2 separate regions of the Homo sapiens genome follow, and region 1 is linked to region 2. A link is a loop called in an ENCODE intact Hi-C map of the cell type or tissue named here. Cell type or tissue: endothelial cell of umbilical vein. All regions are shown on one strand. Links, peaks and the distances in the headings refer to the core of each region. The heading gives the core; the rest is flanking DNA.

Region 1 (10,929 bases), core at 1,529-9,528, 140 kb after region 2:
CTGTCTCCTGGGTTCAAGTGATTCTCCTGCCTCAGCCTCCCAAGTAGCTGGGATTACAAGCCCCCACCACCATGCCTGGCTAATTTTTTTTTTTTTTTTTTTTTAGTAGAGACATGGTTTCACTATGTTGGTCAGGCTTATCTGGAACTCCCGACCTCAGGTGATCCACGTGCCTTGGCCTCCAAAAGTGGTGGGATTATAGGCACAGGTCACCGCGCCCGGCCTACACATTTTAATCTTAAAAATAAACCAATTTAGGCCAGGCGCGGTGGCTCATGCCTGTAATCCCAGCACTTTGGGAGGCTGAGCTGAGCAGATTACCTGAGGTCGGGAGTTTGAGACCAGCCTGACCAACATGGAGAAACCCCATCTCTACTAAAAAAAAAAAAAAATTAGCCAGGCATGGTGGCACATGCCTGTAATTCCAGCTACTCGGGAGGCTGAGGCAGGAGAATCTCTTGAGCCCAGGAGGCAGAGGTTGCGGTGAGTCAAGATTGTGCCTTTGCACTCCAGCCTGGGCAACAAGAGAGAAACTCCGTTTCAAAAAAATAAAATAAATAAATAAATAAACCAATTTAAAAGGAAAAAAATCATAAAATTTTACTTGCTTCTTATTAAAGTGGAAAAAAACTAAGCAAATAAGTTAGGCTCTGATGTGAAAGTGTTCTTTCCCTCCTTCCTCAATCCATCACCCAAAGATAGACTCACTGGAAGACATGAAACATTCCAATATGGGTCAGAAAGCAGGTTTCTTATATTTCACATATACTCAAACTATAGAAACTGTTTTAAAAAAATAAAAACTTATTTTTTAAATTGAGATGGGGTTTTGCTATGTTGCCCAGGCTGGCTTCAAACTCCTTGGCTCAAGCAATCTTCCCACCTCAGTCTCCTGAGTAACTGGGACTACCAGTGTGTGCTATGGCATCCAACTGAGACTATTCTGTAATTTGCTTTTTTACTTAGCAATATGAGTATACAAAAAGTTATCTAATACTTTATTGATGGACATTTAGTCTGTTAACAGCATTTGTCTTTTACAAACAATGCTGCAACAACAACAACAAAATTTGCACATGTATCTATTAGATAAACACCCTGTAGTAGAATTCTCTGTCTGTGAATAAGTAAATTTTGAATTTTTCAGATTCATGCAACAACACTTTATTGAGGATGTACTATTTGCCAGGCACTGTTTTTAGCACTAGGAATTCCATGATGAAGAAAATGCTGACATGATCCACGGAAGAAAAATCGATAGGCCAGGTATGGTGGCTCACATCTGTAATCCCAGCATTTTGGGAGTCCAAGGCAGGAGGATGGCTTGAGGCCAGAAGTTCAAGACCAGTCTGGGGAACATAGTGAGACCCCCCATCTCTACAAAAATTAGCCTTGCATGGTGATGTATACCTGTTGTCTCAGCTTCTCAAAAGGCTGATCTTGGGAAGATAGCTTGAGCCTGGGAGGTCAAGGCTGCAGTGAGCCATGACTGCACCACTGCACTCCAGCCTGGGCGACAGAGTGAGACGCTGCCTCAGGAAAAAAAAAAAAAAAAAAAAGAAAATGAAAAGACAAGCCACAGACTAGGAGAAAATATTTTATAAAACATACATCTGATACAGGACTTGTATTCAAAATATGCAAAGAACTGTTAAAACTCAATAAAAAACACAACTCAATTTTAAAATGGGCATACAATCTGGATAGACACTACACTAAAGAAGATACACAGATGGCAAATAAGTATATGCAATGATGTTAATAATGTATGTCACTAGAGAATTGCAAACTAAAACAACGAGATACCACTACACAGCTAACTAGAATGGCCAATCCAAAACACTAGCTACAGCAAAGGCTAGTGAGGATGTGGAGCAACAGGAACTCTCATTCATTACTGGTGTGAATGCAAAATGGTATGGCTACTTTGAAAGACAGTTTGGCAGTTTTTTACAAAACTATACATAGTGTAACCATATGATCTAGCAATGTTACTTCTTGGTATTTATCCAAATGAGTTGAAAATTTATGTTCACACAAAAACCTACACATAAGTGTTTATAGCAGCTTTATTCATAATTGCCAAACTTGGAAGCAGCCAAGACATCCTTCAGTAGGTAAACAGACAAACTATGGTACATCCATACACATTGCTCAGTGATAAAAAATAAATAAATAAAAATAAAAATAAGCAGGTACGGTGGCTCAGGCCTGTAATCCCAGCACTTTGGGAGGCCGAGGCAGGTGGATCACTTGAGGTCAGGAGTTTGAGACCCGCCTGACTAGCATGGTGTAACCCCGTCTCTACTAAAAATACAAAAATTAGCTGGGCGTGGTGGTGCGTGCCTGTAATCCCAACCACTTGGGAGGCTGAGAGGTAGGAGAATTGCTTGAACCCAGGAGGTGGAGGTTGCAATGAGCTGAGATCGCGCCACTGCATTCCAGCCTGGCAACAGATCAAGACTCCGTCTCAAAAAAAATAAAATAAAATAAAAAAGAAATGAGTTGTCAAGCCCCCAAAAGACAAGGATGAATCTTAAATGCATATCACTATCAGTAAGTGAAGGAAGCCAACTGAGGCCAGGCATGGTGGCTCACGCCTGTAATCCCAGCACTTTGGGAGGCTGAGGCAGGTGGGTCACCTGAGGTCTGGAGTTCGAGACCAGTCTGGCCAACATGACGAAACCCTGTCTCTACTAAAAATACAAAAATTAGCTGGGTGTGGTGGTGCGGGCCTATAGTCCCAGCTACTTGGGAGGCTGAGGTGGGAGGATCACTGAAGCCTGGGAGGCGGAGGTTGCAGTGAAGCAAGAGTGTGCCACTGCATTCCAGCCTGGGTGATAGAGTGAGACCCTGAAAAAAAAGGAAGGAAGGAAGGAAGGAGAAGGAAGGAAGGAAAGAAAGAAAGAAAGAAAGAAAGAAAGAAAGAAAGAAAGAAAGAAAGAAAGAAAGAAAGAAAGGTAGGAAGAGAAAGCAAGCCAACTGGAAACAGCTACATACTATATAATTCTAATTATATGACATTCTGTAAAAGACAATACTATGGAGACAGTAAAATGATCAGTGGTTTCCAGGGGTTCAGGAGAAGAAGGGATGAATAGGTGGAGAACAGGAGATTTTTAGGGCTGTAAAACTATTCTGTATGATAATGTAATGGTGAATACTTGTGACACATTTGTCAAAACCTATAGAATGTACAACACAAAAAGTGAACTTTAATGTCAACTATGGACTTTAGTTTATAATGATATATCAATATTGGCTCATCAACTATAACAAATGTACCACGCTAATGCAAGATGTTAATAATAAGGGAAAGAAGTGGTGGGAGGCAGTGAAGTGTATATTGGAAGTGTCTGTACTTTCTGCTCAATTTTTTTGTAAACCTAAAACTACTCAAAAGTAAAATGTATTAATTAAAGTGTGGTGTGTGTGTGTGTAAGCAGGGCATTCTGAGAAAATATCTTTCTGGAAGTGCATCTAGTAATTTTTTCCCCCTAATTCATATCTGAAACACATACAAATAAACAGTGAATGTTGTAGGAAATTAGAAGATAGACCACTATCTTGGGAAAGATAACAATGCAAGAGAAGAATTCCTTTATTTTAAGATGGTTATTTCAATTAATTATTTTATATATTGAGCACCTGCAGGGGTAGGCACTAGACATAAAGGCCAACAGCAGGTCTCTGTGCTTGATGAGCTCAGTGCCTGTCATGGGGAAGACAGACACACAGATGCACTACTAGATAATAACATTATCAGTGCTGACCATGTGCTGGGCTCTTTCTAAGCATTCCACCCACATTGTCTCTCAACCATACAACAACCCTGCACACAGGCACTAATAATCTACTTTACAGACAAGGACCCTAAAGCTCTAGAAAGTGAGTTAACTTTGCTGCAATAAATGGCAGAGCCCAGGTGTGTTGACCTGCAAACAGTTTGTCAGAAACTGCCAAACTGTCTTCCAAAGTGGCTGTAAAAATCAATTCATTTTGGAAGAAGAGGACAATCAGTGATACATTTGCTTAGATGTTTCTTTCACATTATTTGAAAGCGTTGAACTTCAAATACATTCACAAATCTTAATATCTGGTTCTCCCTCTTCCATTCTTGCCTTACTCCCACTGGAATAAATTCTTTGGCTTGTCATCCTCCCAACTTCAGGACAATCAAATACATATGGCTTAATGGGAAGGTGGTCAGATTAGAAAATATTCACAGCCAATCTCTCCAGTAGGCAGCCCTTGTTTGGCTTAAAACTGCCCGTTGAATTCAAGTTTCTTACATGTTCCACAACTATGATTGTAAAAGTCAAGGCAGCAGGCACCAGCCTGTGTGGAAGAAAGTTATATTTAGTATTCCTTTCGGAGCTGTCTCTTTGGATATCGTGGAGATTCTGGTACAGGCTGTTACTGTTTGAGGGCTTCTGGGCCTGTGGCAGAGAAGGAGTGGGTGGTTTGCTGACAGTTCTTATAAATACCCCCAGTATTTATTTAATGGCAGAAACACACAGAGAGAACACACAGAGTATTAGAGGAGAGAACATAGCTTAGCTCCATTCATCCCCTGGGCCCAGGACCAAGCACTTCTAATCTGTTCTGAGGAACTGCTTCTGGGGCCAGCTGCAGCCCTGTGTCTGGGGGAAGTCACCTGCCTGCTTGCTGAAGGAGGAAGGAAGGAAGGAACAGGGAACAATGAGGCCCTTGTAAAAGCCAAGTTTTGCTTTTTTTTTTTTTTTTAAGTTTATTTTCTAACCATATCACTCTTCTGCTTAAAACCTTTCAGTAGCTTTCCACTGTTTCTGGAATAAAGGTCAAAAGTCCTAATATGATGAGAAAGGTTCTGTAGGGCCTGGCCAAAGCCTGACTCTTCAGCCTAATCTCTCCCCACTTTCCCATTCATTAACATTCCTCAAACATAATCCACACTCTGCCCACCTCAGGCCTGTACATGCTATTCTCTCTGCTCAAAGGCTTTTCTCTCCACTGGCACTCAGTTAATTCTAACTCATTCCTCAATTAAAACCTCATTTCCACAAGCTGAACTTTAGCATCATCAGAAAAATGTTTCCTGATGCTTCACAGGAATCCTCCACACTTTGTCAAATGCCTCCAGAACTCCTTATGCTTTGCATTGATTCAAGTTTTTTATTTTATTTTATTTATTTATTTATTTATTTATTTATTTATTTATTTATTTACTTACTTACTTACTTACTTACTTACTTATGTGAGACGGAGTCTTGCTCTGTTGCCCAGGCCAGAGTGCAATGGCACGATCTCAGCTCACTGCAACCTCCACCTCCCAGGTTTAAGCGATTCTCCTGCCTTAGCCTCCTGAGTAGCTGGGATTACAGGCACGTGCCACCACGCCTGGCTAATTTTGTATTTTTAGTAGAGACGGGGTTTCTCCATGTTGGTCAGGCTGGTCTCGAACTTCTGACCTCAGGTGATCCACTCACCTCGGTCTCCCAAAGTGCTGGGATTACAGGTGTTAGCCACCGAGTCTAGACTTTTTTTTTTTTTTTTTGAGACAGAGTTTTGCTCTTGTTGCCCAGGCTGGAGTGCAATGGCTCGATCTTGGCTCACCACAACCTCCACTTCCCAGGTTCAAGTGATTCTCCCGCCTCAGCCTCCCGAGTAGCTGGGATTACAGGCATGAGCCACCACGTCCAGCTAATTTTGTATTTTTAGTAGAGACGGGGTTTCTTCATGTTGGTCAGGCTGGTCTGAACTCCCGATCTCAAGTGATTTGCTGCCTCAGCCTCCCAAAGTGCTGGGATTACAGGCATGAGCCACCATACCCGGCTGATTCAAGTTTGTAATGGTGTATTTGTTTGATTATTTAAGCAATGTCTGTCTCTTCATTCCCATCCTGCTTGCCTTTTTAATCCCAGAGCCAATTCATAGATTCGTAGTAAATATGCCTGCTATATAGTAAAAGTTTCATAAATATTTATTAAATAAATTAATAAACAAATAGAGTAATCATTTGAGCTCTTAAATATTTAGTTTTTAATAGAGGGAGTAAGAAAGATTCCCATATTTTTCCCTCATCCTCAGTTCTTAGCAGTGAGGTCTTAGTCTGAAGATACGTGCCTCAGAAGCTGGCCAATAGAAGAGGTAAGAGAAGCCAGAGTGGACTCTGCTGAGAATTTGGCCACCAAGCAGTCATCTCCCTTAGAACTGTGCTCTCCAACATGGTAGCTATTAGCCCCATAATAGGTGGCTATTTAAATTCAAACTATTTAGAATTTTAGCTTATCAGTCTTATCAACCACATTTTGCACACTCACACATGGCCAGTAGCTACCATATTGAATAATGCAAATAGAGAACATTCCCTTTATCACAGGAAAATGTATTGAAGAGTGCTGCTCTGGAATAGAAAATACCCTCTTCTGCACAGAGCATAGGATTCTCAGCAGGGTGACAGAAGAGAGCCCATTTTCCCCTCTGCTTTCAAATCAGGAGATGGGGGAGAGACCCTGCATCTATTACTACATTTGTTTCTATCACATAGAATTGTAGGTGCTGCAGCTGAAGGTGCTTTATTGCAAATAAAACCACTAAATGCTTCCAAATACAGGGTTGTTGTGAAGATTAAATTAGTTACAACCCATGTTCAGGCCCTTAGTTGGCTCTCAATAAATGTTAGCCATTTTGCAATACTCATCATGTGAATGAAAAAACAAAAAAAAAAATTTAAATTTAAAAAGTTGGGCACGCCTGTAATCTCAGCACTTTGGAAGGCTAAGGTGGGAGGACTGCTTGAGCCCAGAAGTTTAAGATCAGCCTGAGCAACATAGTGAGACCCCTGTCTATACAAAATTTTTTTTAAAAAATTAGCTGGGGCTGGGTGCAGTGGCTCATACCTGTAATCCAAAAACTTTGGGAGACCAAGGTGGGTGGATCATTTGAGGTCAGGAGTTCGAGGCCAGCCTGGCCTACATGGTGAAACCCTGTCTCTACTAAAAGTACCAAAAAAGTTAGCCGGGCATAGTGGAGCACCTGTAATCCCAGCTACACGAGGGCGGAGGCAGGAGAATCGCTTGAACCCAGGAGGTGGAGGTAGCAGTGAGCTGAGATCACACCACTGCACTCCAGCCTGGGCAACAGAGTGAGACTGTGTCTCAAAAAAAAAAAAAAAAAAATTAGCAGGGCATGGTGGTGCATGCCTGTAGTCTAAGCCACTCGGGCAGCTTAAGTGGGAGGATCACTTGAGCCGGGGAAGTCGAGACTGCAGTGAGCTGTAATTGTGCCACTGCATTCCAGCCTGAGTGACAAAGCAAAGCTTTGTCTCAAAAAATTAATTAATTAAATAAATAAAAAGTAAATAGATGGTAGCCACAATTGTTATTGGCTGAAAACCAAAGTGTTAAGTGCAGAATAGACTCTGGTGAAAATAATCTAACTTCTCTGAGCCTCAGGTTCCTCATCTGTAAAATGAGAACAGCTTTTTCTATCCTGGTAGGATTACATAGCGTGTTTTGCAAAAAGGGGTTATCACAGTACCTAACATGCAGTAGGTTCTCCAAAACCGTTAGCTCTTCTTTTTTTTTTTTGAGACAGAGTCTCGCTCTGTTGCCTAGGCTGTGGTGCAGTGGTGCAATCTCGGCTCACTGCAATGTCCGCCTCCCGGGTTCAAGCAATTCTCCCGCCTCAGCCTCCCGAGTAGCTGGGATTACAGATGCCCACCAACATGCCCAGCTAATTTGTGTATTTTTAGTAGAGACGGAGTTTCACCATGTTGGCCAGGCCAGTCTCGAACTCCTGACCTCAGGTGATCCACCCACCTCAACCTCTCAAAGTGCTGAGATTACAGATGTGAGCCACCGCGCCTGGCCAACTCTTGTTGTTTTATTATTGGTGGACGCTATATCAAATTTGACTTTCTCATGAATCACCTCAGAAATTGGATTCCAGCTGTTAAAACATTCCAGGTGTGTGTTTTAAGATGTACGGATGTGGCTAGTAGTGCTAACTTCCTGAAGCTTTCATTTGGTTTTGCTGAGGGCTAGCAACCCAACCTGTAAGTCAAATTGTTGGCATGAGTTAAATTTCCTTTGGTCCCACCCATATTTCTCAGTGCCCATTACTTCTCACTAGGCCAAGAAGTGCCTGGCAAATGCTATATGTCAGAATTGTGCTAAAAAGTGTTGTTCATTTTAAACAACTGAACTTCTAATTTTTCCATTTGACCTTAACTAGGTTTCTCTAATGTCTCCTGTCAAATCTTCTGGCTCTGTTATCTTCCAAATTTTAGATTTGTTTCCGTAAAGCAACCAAATTCCAAACAGGATATGTATGTTTGTATTTGGAGGGTGGAGAGTGGGAAAAGAAGGAGGAAGGGAAATGATGTTTAATCTGATGTCAGGTTAAAACTAACAGAGAGTAAGCAGGGGTGGCAGAAGGCGACTCCTAATACTTACTGAAAATGCACCGTTTGCCAAATACTGTTTTAAGCACTTATTTTTTTCTTATCAACCTTCTTTTCCTCCTTTTTTGTTTAATTTTTAATTCAAATTAATATATGTGCATGGCTAAAATGTTATTACATGTGCATGGTTTAAAATGTAATTGTAGTTAAACTGTTCATTTTTTTTTTTTTTTTTTGAGACAGAGTCTCACTCTGTCGCCCAGGCTGAGTTCAGTGGCATGATCTTGGCTCACTGCAACCTCCACCTCCCAGGTTCAAGCAATTCTCCTGCCTCAGCCTCCCAAGTAGTTGGGATTACAGGCACAGGCCATCAAGCCCAGCTAATTTTTGTATTTTTATTAGAGACAGAGTTTCACCATGTTGGTCAGGCTGGTCTCGAACTCCTGACCTCAAGTAATACGCCCGCCTTGGCCTCCCAAAGTGCTGGGATTACAGGCATGAGCCCCCATGCCCAGCCAAACTGTTCAAATTTTAAATGTATTTTTATCCAGAAAATATGAATGACAGTAAATGTAAAAAAATCTAAAAATTATTTTTCACATAAAGTTCTCTTTCTTTTAAAATATTCAAAATGATCTATCAAAACTCAATGGCAAATGAAGTGGTTAGTCACTCTCAGATTTTTAGTCAAAGATCTTTAAATAAAGCTGAACATATTATTAGCTTTTTACAAATTTGAATGAAGGTTTTTTTTGTTTTGTTTTTGAGAAGGAGTTCCGCTCTTGTCGCCCAGGCTGGAGTGCAGTGGGACGATTTCGGCTCACGGCAACCTCTGCCTCCCGGGTTCAAGCGATTCTCCTGCCTCAGCCTCCCAAGTAGCTGGGATTACAGGCATGCGCCACCACACCCGGCTAATTTTTTTTGTATTTTTAGTAGAGAGAGGGTTTCTCCATGTTAGTCAGGCTGGTCTCAAACTCCCGACCTCAGGTCATTCGTCCGCCTCAGCCTCCCAAAGTGCTGGGATTACAGGCATGAGCCACCCTGCCCCACCATGAAGGCTGTTTTCTAAGAATGTTTAGTCTTTGCATTCAATGTTCACGTATTTGCTAAAGAATCCATGTCATGCTTCCCATATGTAATATTTAGATCTCTATATATACAAATGTGAGGGTAAAATGAATTTATACTACGAAATGTTTCTCAGCCACTCTGTGCACGTTAGTGAACACTGCGCTAATTCATGAGGATCTTCAGAACCATGAATTGGAATACAAAGAGAAGCAAAAAAATCGGCTGCTTGGCACTCTGGGAAACAATACTTTGTTATGCAAGAATCTTTTGCATTCATGCTAAGAAGGAGGATTTGACAAGTTAATTAATTTGTCTTTTCTCTTACCTAAGTACTCCTGCCACTCAAATTCTTTCTGCACTCCAAAGCCATGCCTCTTTCACCAAAAAACTTCTCAGCATTCCAATGCGGGTGCCTTTTGTTTTGAGGATCTAGGGCAAGGGAATATGCTGGAAGTGCGTCTGCCCGGGGCTTGCAGATTGTTAGGCAGAAGGGTGAATGTCTAGGTTTACAAGGTCGCCCTGTCTAGAACTCATACCAACTGACACTAACACCACCACCCCCATCTCACAACTCACACACCTTTTTTTTTGAGACGGAGTCTCGCTCCGTCGCCCCGGCACAATCTCAGCTCACTGCAACCTCCGCCTCTCGGGCTCAAGGGATTCTCCTGCTTCAGCCCCTTGACTAGCTGGATTACAGGGTGCCCGCCACCACGCCCGGCTATTTTTTTTTGTATTTTTAGTAGAGGCAGGGTTTTGCCATGTTGGTCAGGCTGGTCTGGAACTCTTGAACTCCAGTGATCCACCAGCCTAGGCCTCCTAAATTGCTGGGATTATAGGCGTGAGCCTCCACACCCGGCTTCACACATCTTTTTTTTTTTTAGTGTTTATGACATGAGGAGCTCTCTAGACTATGCGACCCGGCATAGGATTCCTCTTGCCTGAGTTTAAGAGTGATCCCGCTTTAAAAAAAGAGTTAAGGCTGGGAGCGGTGGGTGGCTCAGGCCTGTAATCCCAGCACTTTGGGAGGCCGAGACGGGCGGATCATTTGAAATCAGGAGTTTGAGACCAGCTTGGCCAACATGATGAAATCTTGTCTCTACCAAAAATACAAAAAAATTAGGCGGGCATGGTGGCACACACCTGTAATCCCAGCTACTCAAGGGGCTGAGGCAGGAGAATCGCTTGAACCCTGAAGGTGGAGTTTGCAGTGAGCTGAGATCCTGCTGCTGCACTCCAGCCTGGGCAACAGAGTGAGACTGTGTCTCAAACAAACAAACAAACAAACACACAAACAAAATAGAGTTAAAAGACTGGGCGCGGTGGCTCATGCCTGTAATCCCAGCACTTTGCGAGGCCCAGGAGTGTGGATCACTTGAGGTCAGGAGTTCGAGACCAGCCTGGCCATCATGGTGAACTCTCGTCTCTACTAAAAATACAAAAATTAGCCGGGCATGATGGCAGGCGCCTGT
Region 2 (10,929 bases), core at 1,709-9,708:
AACTGTGAGACAATAAAATTCTATTAAGACACCAGTTTGTGGTACTTTGATACAGCAGCCCCAGCAAACTAACACATGGGGAATGAATATGCAGAGAAATGTTATGTAAAAGCTCTTTAAATATTTGAAGGCAGATATGTATGGAGCTAAGAATCATATGGTTTTAAAATCGTCTAATATTAATACTTGGTGGAGTCTGAATTACTACAATGTATAACATTCAATGTTCTGATCTATAATGGTTTCCATTTCATTAATATATAAAGAATCATTTTACTTTGGTCATCATTGGCAATTCCGTTCAATCAACATTTATATGTGGGCCTCTCCTCCCCAGGTGGTTAGAATATGAATTAAATGCAAGGTACAAAGCTTTGGGAAACTTAATCTAACGGAGAAAGGCAGGGGACAATGCAAGGACAGACAGAGGACAGTTTGTTGATGCTTTTAAAACTTGACAAATAAGTGACATACAAGTAGAAGGAATGGCTCCTACAATTGCATTGATCTCAGAAGAAGTTGTCTTATAGTAGTTGGAAACTTTATCACTTGGTCTCAGAAGTGTCCGGAGAGTCTTTTCTGTGCTTCCTGCTTCTTTTAAGACAATATCTTCTGGCTTTATGAGGAGAGTTTGTTCAGGTTCTTCAACATTAGCCTCAGTAGGGTTTACACAATCTGGTTTTCTACCTTTAAGGAAAATAAATGAAAGAAAAAATGCAGGAATACATTACTACTTAGTGCTTGCTGCTCTGTAACAGGATAAGTTTTCCCATCTAGTCTCTTCTTGCTAATGGAAACAGCTGGCATGACCCCTCCACTGACCCAACACCCAACTGTGGAAGAGTAAGTTCAGGCCAATGTCATATGCCAGGAAATCTGAACATGGCCTAATGTTTTCTTCTGCTACTCCACTCACTTTATTCTAGAATAAAGCTTTGAAATATGAGAGACCAAATGTAAACACAGAATCCATTCATTTCTTTTCTTAAAAAAAAAAAAAAAAAATAGAGCGGCCAGGCACGGTGGCTCACGCCTGTAATCCCAGCACTTTGGGAGGCTGAGGTGGACAGATCACCTGAGGTCAGGAGTTCGAGACCAGCCTGGCCAACATGATGAAACCCCGTCTCTATTAAAAATATAAAAGTTAGTCAGGCATGGTGGCAGGCGCCTGTAACCCCAGCTACTCAGGAGGCTGAGACAGGAGAATCACTTGAATCAGGGAGGCAATGGTTGCAGTGAGCCGAGATCGCGCCATTGCACTCCAGCCTGGAGGAAAACAGTGAGACTTCGTCTCAAAAAAAAAAAAAAAGCGTATTTTAATATTTAACTTGAACTACAGAGTTTTTCCTAGCACTATGCACTAGGGAGAAATAAGACAAGACATGCTTGTAGTGGAAAATTCCACATCTACTTGACTGGGGGGAGCATGCACTACAACATCAAGAGAGATGATAAGAACTCACTGTGAGCTCAAGAACTGTTTCTACAACTAACTCCTGACAAGTCAGTGTACAAAAGAAAACCCTGAGATAGAACTGAAGTTGTAAGACTGTCCTCTTTTGCAGATTGCTTTGCTGAGCCAATTCTGAAATTTAGGAATAAATTCCTGCAATCTTTTTCAGATCTGGTTACTACATATATACCACTAGAGAGCGCTGTGGTGTTCCCATCTTTAGAAAAATTCTAAAGGTTCTGGGGGAGCCCAAGTAAGGGTTGCAAAGGCAAGTGACCTGCTGGTATTAGAGAAGGGTGGATACCGTGGCAAACTAGAAAAGACTTACGTCTCTGAAGAACGCATTCCTCCCCGCAACCCCACCTCTCCCCACACTCAGTTCCTGCCAATTGCTGCTCTGAAAATTCTCAGGCCCACTGTTCCAGATCCTCTAACCCTCCACCTCACCAAAAGTAGAAATCTGGACAAAGTTTGAAAAAGAATTTCTCAAAAAATTGGAAGATTACTTACCCACTTTTCTCCAAAAGTCAACAGTAAGATAGAATTTGGTATCAGAAAAATTTTGGCAGAACATTCCTGGGCCCCCTCTAGACCTACTGACTACAAACTTGACAGTTTCTACCCTAAAATCATAGAAGATGAAAATCCTTAAAAACTCCATTTAAAATGGCTGAAGAAATCAGCATCCAAAAACCAGAAACAATTTGAAGAATTATCTGGTCTGAAATAAGCTTTTGCTTTCTACCACTACTTCATGAGTTGTGCCAAGAAGGAAGCTCTGTCACCCCTGTTTATGAAAGGGTTGGAGTAGAGCTGTTTTCTATAAAAAGCTTCATTAGGTAGGGAAGATTCTGATGCTTTCCTAGTGGATAGAATAGAAAGGCTAACCCATAAGGGCTCGCATCATCAAGAGAGACCAAAATTTGGTTTTGACTTCACAGAAAGGCATGACCCAAGAATAAAAGTGAAAATAGTAGTATCTCCACTTTTTAGAAGAGAGACATCCCGAGAGAAAATAAAAATGTAAATATCTTTTTAAAAAGCTGAACCTCTAATAATTAAGATACAAAAATTAAGGTAGGCTGGATGCAGTGGCTCATGCCTGTAATCCCAGCATATTGGGAGTCTGAGGAGGGAGGATCCCTCAAGCCAGGAGTTCACAACCAGCCTGGGCAACACAGCCACTCAAGAGGCTGAGGCAGGTGAATCACTTGAGCCCAGGAGTTCAAGGCTGCAATGAGCTATGATTGCACCACTGCACTCCAGCCTGGGCAAACAGAGTGAGACACTGTCTCAAAAAAAAAAAAAAAAAAAAAAAAAAAGCAAGGCAAATGAGGTATTATTATAAACCAACTAAAGTACAACAATGTAAGAATTTTTGTTTGAAATAACACTCAATGGTAGTGAGATTGGAGTAAAACCTCACAGACTTAGCTGATAAAATTGCAAATCAGTAAAATCATTTAGAAAAGCAAAATGAAAATAGAGTTACTTCTGAGACAATAATAACATTCATAAGAAATGAGAAATAAAAAGCTTTTTGAGATATGATCATTATAGCATTGTGCATATTACTTTTAAAATATCTAGAAACAGCCTAAATTTCATAGAGTGAAGAAATGGTTTAGTAAATCATAATATATCAGCATGAGGGAACTGAAATGTAGTTCATAGAAACCAAAAAAGCATTTCTTCATTCCTTAGAAATATGAAAGCTGGCTGGGCATGTTGGCTCTTGTCGGTCATCCTAGCACTTTGGGAGGCCAAGACAGGAGGATCACTTGAGGCCAGGAGTTCGAGACCAGCCTGGGCAACATGGTGAAACCCTGTCTCTGCTAAAAATACAAAAAATTAGCCAGGCATGGTGGCACACACCTGCCATAATCCCAGCTACTCTGGAGGCTGAGGCACGAGAATCACTTGAACCCGGCAGGTAGAGATTGCAGTGAGCCAAGATCACACCACTGCACTCCAGCCTGGGCAACAGAGCAAGACCCTATCAAAAAAAAAAAAAAAAAAAGGAAGAAGAGAAATGCGAAAGTTAAATTTTAAAAAGCCTTATATAGTATGTTCAGTGTTATTTTAGACATGCTTAAAATATATACATATACACATATGTATATATGTATATCTATATATGTAATGATACAGAAAGATAAAATGTAGGCCAGAGGTATCCAACCATTTGGCTTCCCTGGACCTCACTGGAAGAAGACTTATCTTGGGCCACACATAAAGTACACTAACACTAAGGACAGCTGATGAGCTTAAAAACAAAATGTCGCAAAAAAATCTCATAGCGTTTTAAGAAAGTTTACAAATTTGTGTTGGGCAGCATTCAAAGCTGTCTTGAACCAAGGGTTGGACAAGCTTGATGTAAACATTATAACATTTGAATCAAAAGTAAAGATTATGCTGTTTTTCCTTTTTATACAAAATTTTTAAAATCTAATTTTATGTCAAATTGTGTGTTTCCTGGGAAAGGGAATTAACTACTCAGATAATCGTTTTTAAACAGGTTTCTGAGAAACTGTCTTTTATATTTTGAGCTTCAGTGTAAGTTTTGTGCTTTTAATTTTTTTGAATAAATAATACATGGTTCCAAACTCAAAAGATACAAAAATATAGATTAAAAAGTGAATCTCATTGCCACCCTGTCCCTCAGCCATCCAACTGCCTCTTCCTGGAAATAATAAATATTATTGATTCTTTCCTACACTACTACAGATATTCCATGCATAAACAAGCAAATAAAAACCATGTATAAATGTATATTTTTATTTTTCATATAATATTAAAGTTGAATATAGCTGAGCTCTTAGAAAAATTAAAATACAGAAGTCCATTTAAGAATTCAGCAAATGGCTAAGCATGCTGGCTCACACCAATAATCCCAGCACTTTGGGAGGCCAAAGCAAGAGAATCCCTTGAACCCAGGAGTTCAAGGGCAAGTAGGACCAGCCTGGGCAACATAGTGAGACCTCGTCTGTATTAAAAATAATAATAATAAATTTTAAAATTTAAAAAAATAATAATTCATCAAACCTTCAAAAATTAAATACCTTTAATAATGACCCTCTCTTCATACTCTTTAAGAAGCATTTTGTCTTTCCAGTTAAGAAAATTTGCGAATTCCAGATAGTTAATGAAGCCATCATTATCCACATCACAGTAGTCAAATAGCTGGTCCAGGAGCTTGTCATCTAAACTCAAGTTGGCCTGGTCACAAGCTTCCTGCAGCTCGTCTTTATCTATCATCCCATCTCCCTTCTGTTATACAGGAAGCAAAAGAACATAAAATGGGAGTTGTCTTCAAGAGCAGAGTAGGCAACATTATTTAGTTTAAGAAAAAAGAAATAGCTTCATCACATAAATTCAAATTTGTCTCAATTTTCACAGAAGAGGAGTCAAATACGCTGGTTAGACCGTGGTAGAGCATTATTACCATGATATGGGCTTGACATTTCATATGACCAATAGGTGTGTACTTTTGACAGCTCTCTACAATTTTTATCCTTACAAAGTTTTTAATACCTTCTGTGTTTTAACCTGGCAATAAATGGCCCTTCATTTCATTGCCTGTTATTAAGGAGAAATTGGGGAGATAGTTGCAGGACAAGTTCACGGAGGTGGGTTCAAAGACAGTGGTCTGGTTTTCATAACACTCCTATGGGCAAGAGGGAAATGCTACCAATCTGATGGTCAGCCCCATTGAAACAAGTAACACTAAGATTCATCCTGGTAAGTAGGGGGAGGAGGGTGGAGGGAAAAAGTCTCACCTCCTTTCAGACAGCAGTTAAAGACAGAAGTACCTACACTGAGTATGAACAGAGGGAAATGTATAAGGGCTCTCAGCAGAAACTGGCTGATTCACTTGGGAGATGAAGGGGCAGAGCACACAATGTTCGTTAAGGAAGAATGTCAACAGCTGGGACATCTTAGCACTCAGTCCCTCCTGCAGTCTATCAAGCCAACCTTAAATCCATTCAGAGATGATGGCAAAGGTCCCAGTTTTCTTGTTTGTTTCTGCAGTGAATTCTTCCTGCTATAAGGGAGCTTTGGCCCCCTCAGAGAGACTTCCCTGAGAGGAAATAACTCCCAAGAGGAATCATAAATGAGTCACTGCGTAGTATTTAAGCTCTTACTGCCCAGGACTGGATTTACAATGCTGATGGAGGCAATCCCCTGGAGAACGAGAAACTGACTCGATGAATTATAAATTCTTGCAGTCAGACCCACAGCCCTGGAAAACTTCCCTACTTAACCCTTGTATTCAAACAGAATGAGAACTTAAAATATATGATCTTGACAATACAGCTGCAAATGCCCTGGATTAAAGCAGACTCCTTTATAAAAGTCTCTACTACAGGCCAGGCACGGTGGCTCATGCCTGTAATCCCAGCACTTTGGGAGCCTGACCAACACGGAGAAATCCCGTCTCTACTGAAAATACAAAATTAGCCAGCGTGGTGGCACATGCCTGTAATCCCAGCTACTCGGGAGGCTGAGGCAGGAGAATCGCTTGAATCCAGGAGGCCGAGGTTGCAGTGAGCCGAGACTGCGCCATTGCACTCCAGACTGGGCAACAAGAGTGAAATTCCATCTCAAAAACAAACAAAAGTCTCTACTACAACCAAAAATGCAAACCCACACTCATCCTAGCTGAAAAGCAATGCGGGATGTGGCTGTTGAATCAAGAGAGCCCCAAAACTGAAACAGATGCTGTCAACGATAAATTACCGCCTAATATGCAGGGCTTTGTGTGCACTGAAAACACTGGTGGTTTGTTTCATGGAGCTACCATGCCACCACCATGCCACTCAAAATCAAAGTAAATATTTCTTACTTACTAGTGCAAAGCCATTCTCTCCCTCTGCACCCTTAATCCCTCCCTCCCCCAAGCCCTGATCTCATCCGCTTTAGGGAGAAAGATGATTAGAAGTAGGACCAAGGGCTCCAGGTCTTCAAGAGGGATGCATCTGTTCAGTGGGGTGAGATTCTCACATTTTTATGGTTTGGATACAGTTCCCAAAGTCATCATCATAGTCAGTCCTGGGAGAGGATGGTAGGGAAGGATGTCCGAATTCAGTTAATGGGGTTTGGGCACAGTTTGCAGAGAAGAATTAAAGATAACCATGTATTATTGCTACGGCTTCCAAGCCTGAATATTTAATTGGTATTGATGCTTTCCATGTCTGTAGAGTGAATGTTCATATGTGACAGAGGGGATTATCCTGATCAAGAAGAGCCATGTATAGACAATTGTTATTACCTTTGGGACCCCATAACCCTAATGACTCCTTTGAGTTACAAGTCTATAACTGGTGGTTTTGCCAATTAGAGCCTCTGGAAAAGAAAGGCAACCTTCACTTGGAGGTGCACCGTGAAGTTTAGGACTTATTGCCTCCCTAACATAATTACCAGGTAGACCTCTTTTGAAAAGCAGCTATTAGCCTGTCACTGAGCTCTTCTGGAAACTGAACACTGGACCCATGGAGGCCTTCTGACTCTCCAGCCAATAATCATTTTGAGGCCGGCCAACTTGGACTAAATGACTAACAAAATGAAAAAGGAGCAAACAAGCCTCATATGTCAAATGGAAATGGCATATTCAAGAATGCAGCCAGCCCAACCCCAGTAACATCTCAGCTTTACGTGTAAAAGAGTAGCAATATTTTTGTTGTTGTTATTGCTGCTGCTGCTGAGACAGGCTATCAATCAGTTGTGCAGGCTGGAATGCAGTGGCACAATCATAGTTCACTGCAGCCTCAAACTCCTGGGCTCAGGTGATCCTCCTGCCTCAGCCTACTGAGTAGCTGGCACTACCACTCCTGGCTAACTATTTGTGTTTACTTGTAGAGATGGAGTCTCACTATGTTACCCAGGCTGGTTTCAAACTCCCAGCCTCAAACTATCCTCCTGCCTCAGCCTCCCAAAATGCTAGAATTGTAGGTGTGAGCCACCACACTCAGCTGAGAAGTGATCCTTTAGAAAAAAAAAATTATTCACCACTCTGTCACCTGAAGCAAAGCCACTGGCTCAAGAGGACCCTCAATTCACAGAACCTCCTCTAAATGCCTGGGCCTGTTTCACTTATAGTCTGGCTGAGCTGAAACCTGGTGGTCTTCACTGAGCTAAACTAAAGGCCATTCTCATGGCTCTGGCAAATACTCCCCTTGATAAACCTGTTATATTTTTACTGACTCTTGGGCTGTTGACTGTGGCCTACCTATTTGGTTGGCCACTTGGAAAACAATAAAATAGCAGATTAAAGACACCCCTTTAAGGGACTGCAAACTATAGGACAAAAATTATGGCTACTGATTGAACTATCTGGGTAGTTCATGTAGATACTCACCATAAGCATGGGAATGATTGGAATCAAGCTGCTGATCAAGCCTGAACCATCCAGATTGCCAACATTGCTGCCTGTACATACATGGCAACACACCCCCATTACACACAGAGCACAAGGTAAAGAACTCCATGTTTCTAATGCAGAAGCCACCACTACATGCCAAACTTGTGACTGCCAGAAGTTGACTCATTTGTCTTACGGTGAGAGAGGACACATCACACATAGGGATCTCCCTCATGCTCCTGACAGACTGACTACAGTGAACCTCTGACCCCTCCCTCCTCAGAGCTATTGGTGGTGCCACACCAATATTGACACTTATTCAAGTTATGGAATTGCCATTCCAGTCCAATCATATGGGTCTAGTCCCAACAGTAGGGCCCATAAAGTTAAGTTAATCTGGGTTGTGCGTTTTGCTTTCTGGAACATTTTCAGTCTGTCAATGGGGTGCACCCTATAGCACAAAAGCTATTCAGCAATGAGCTATTAGTCAAGGTATTCAATGAAGCTTTCTTACTCCCTACCGTCCATTGTCATATGGTATTATTGTGCATTGGAATGGCCTTCTCAAAAACTGTCTACTTCTCTCACCAGCTCCTGGTGCCCACATCTTAGTAAAGCTGTTTGGTCACTCAATGCAGCTGTCCCCAGAAAGGACTCATTCTATCTCAGCTGCTTCCTGAATAATAATCAGAATAAAAGGGGCAGGGGTTATAAAGACTTATTTTGAAAATTGGTGTTACTTCCATGACCATTCCTGGACATGGTGCAACAGCACCATGCAACAGCAATCCCGGGCCAGTAGGGTTGGTCCGCCCTTTTGGTAGCAACCAGGCATAAAAAGGATTCTAGGAGGTTCAAATTTAATTCTATTTCAGCCTCCTGATTTTCTTGTTGGGTTTACATAATCCTTGATCATAAGGATAATAACCACTTGGTTGAGTATACTTCTCAAAAATCAGTGTGAGAGCTGGGAGCAGTAGCTCACATCTGTAATCCCAGCAACATGGGAGGCTGAGGCAGGAGGATCACTTGAGGCTCAGAGTTCAAGCCTGCAGTGAGCTATGATGGTGCCACTGCACTCCAACCTGGGCAACAGAGTGAGAATCTCATCTCTAAAATAAAATAAAATAAAATAAAATAAAATAATATAAAATCAGTATGTTCCATCCCAGTAGCTATAACTTCACCTTTTTCCCAATCATATTCTCTATTTTCTTTTTTTTTTTTTAGATGGAGTCTCGCTTTGTTGCCCAGGCTAGAGCGCAGTGGTGTGATCTCAGCTCACTGCAACCTCTGCCTCCCAAGTTCAAGCAATCTCCTGCCTCAGCTTCCCGAGTAGCTAGGATTACAGGCATGTGCCACCATACCTGGCTAATTTTTGTATTTTTAGTAGAGATGGAGTTTCGCCATGTTGGTCAGGCTGGTCTCGAACTCATGACCTCAGGTGATTGGCCTCCCAAAGTGTTCGGATTACAGGCATGAGCCACCATGCCCAGCCCATATTCTCTATTTTCGCCTAGACCTTTTGTTAGGAAAGGTCAGATATAAGAGGGACCAGGGATTTCTTAGAAAAGTTCCAGAGATCTGTTTTATTCTCTTTTATGCCTGACCTTTCCAGACAAAAGTTCTAGGTGAAAATAGGAGGTAAATGGGAAAAAGGTGAAGTTATAGCTACTGGAATGGGATACCCTGATTTTGTGGCAATAGGGGGAGCGCAGCAACCGAGCTCTTGGAGAGAGAACACTTTAGACCCAGGATGTTCAGGGGAGTGACAGACATCATGATATTTTGTTTTTCAGCCCACTCCTGAAGACTGCATCATAAAGAAAAATGCCTTAGTGCAGTTCTCTCAAACTGTTGGTGACACCTTAGTTTTAACTGACTGCCAGGCAGTTCTGACCACAATTTGAATGACATCCACCTCAACTTTACCAAGAAATCTATTGGAAACAGCAGAGAATGACCCTAGTTACTGCACCTCCACATTGAACACCTTTGGGTATCTTCCCCAGCCCCATTTGCAGTCATTCCACAAGGTGAGCAAATACCATCAGCTGGTGGCATGGACAGACAGGAGGTTGGACTTACTGACCTTATGCAGCCCCTCCAAAAACAAGGACTATACACAATTATTGAACCTAACTGAGAATCCTATAGCCTAGCAGCAAAATTTATTTTAGGAAACTATTCTAGTTTTAAGTTAACAATGTTTACATATTGACAACAAATGTGCTGTTTAAGTGAGCACAAATCTATACATCCTTAATTAGACAATTAATTAAAAGAGAAAATCATCAGCTGACTTGCATTGCTAAGAACATCTGTCATGAATTACATAGTCTATGATAGCTAGGAGCAAAAATCCCTGATTGCAACTCTGAGTTTATCATAGTACTTGGGCCTCACTCTACTTCAGTGTTGTGTTACATATGTTCAACAACTGACTTTTTGGCAGTGTGGTGGAAAAAAGCCCTGATTTGTAGCAGGTGCTGCTTTCCATGGTGTTCATACTCTCATCATGGTAATTTCTAGCTACCATTGTGATGTCAACTGGCTTGTAAGCTTGCTGCAAATTTAACAGTATGCTCTCTCAAGCCAACTCTAGCACACTACTGCTACCCAATGTGTAACTCTCCCTCTAGATTTTCCATTCCCTAAATGGAATGTCTACACATTATCTGGAATAATGCTTGATGTATTATGATTACTCAATAAATAGCAGAATTAATTTCATAAGCCAAGAAGATTCATTTAGAAAATCATAGTTTATTTGCTCTGTTGTGTTTGTGTTTTGTTTTTCCATTAAATTAAATGTGGCATCCAATAATATAAGATTTAAATAATCAAAAATTAACCTACAGCTGTACTAGACCCACATCTTATTACCCTCTCAGAAAAAAAGCTCCTTACGGTGACTGAATGCTACATTGTGCATATTGAGTTAACTATTAAAAGGTATATCAAGGCCAGGCGCGGTGGTTCATACCTGTAATCCCAACACTGGGAGGCCGAGGCAGGTGGATGACCTGAGGTCAGGAGTTCAAGACCAGCCTGGCCAACATGGTGAAACCCCGTCTCTACTAAAAATACGAAAATTAGGGTGTGGTGGCAGGTG

Evidence for each region. Peaks named below come from ENCODE experiments on the same cell type or tissue, not always from the same donor. Only the 100,000 strongest peaks of a DNase experiment are listed, where the experiment ranks them.
Region 1: a loop joins it to region 2, with 5 times the contacts of the local background. A loop is called at or near these places in 14 of 110 quality-filtered maps.

The regions. Positions count from the first base shown.
Region 1 is chr3:20,019,325-20,030,253 of GRCh38, forward strand. No RefSeq gene overlaps it. Among named protein-coding and RNA genes, the nearest start is that of PP2D1, 13 kb to the left of the region's middle. RefSeq lists a cis regulatory region at 3,536-3,983. In endothelial cell of umbilical vein, for the core only: no CTCF peak of the experiment used is centred there; a DNase peak (open chromatin) is centred at 4,667; H3K27ac peaks cover 1,031 bases.
Region 2 is chr3:19,883,929-19,894,857 of GRCh38, forward strand. It overlaps EFHB (EF-hand domain family member B), which reads right to left. Exons shown (of 13, transcript NM_144715.4): 10 at 4,516-4,723; 11 at 475-687. Among named protein-coding and RNA genes, the nearest start is that of EFHB, 45 kb to the right of the region's middle. RefSeq lists an enhancer at 3,130-3,299. In endothelial cell of umbilical vein, for the core only: no CTCF peak of the experiment used is centred there; a DNase peak (open chromatin) is centred at 5,453; H3K27ac peaks cover 1,237 bases.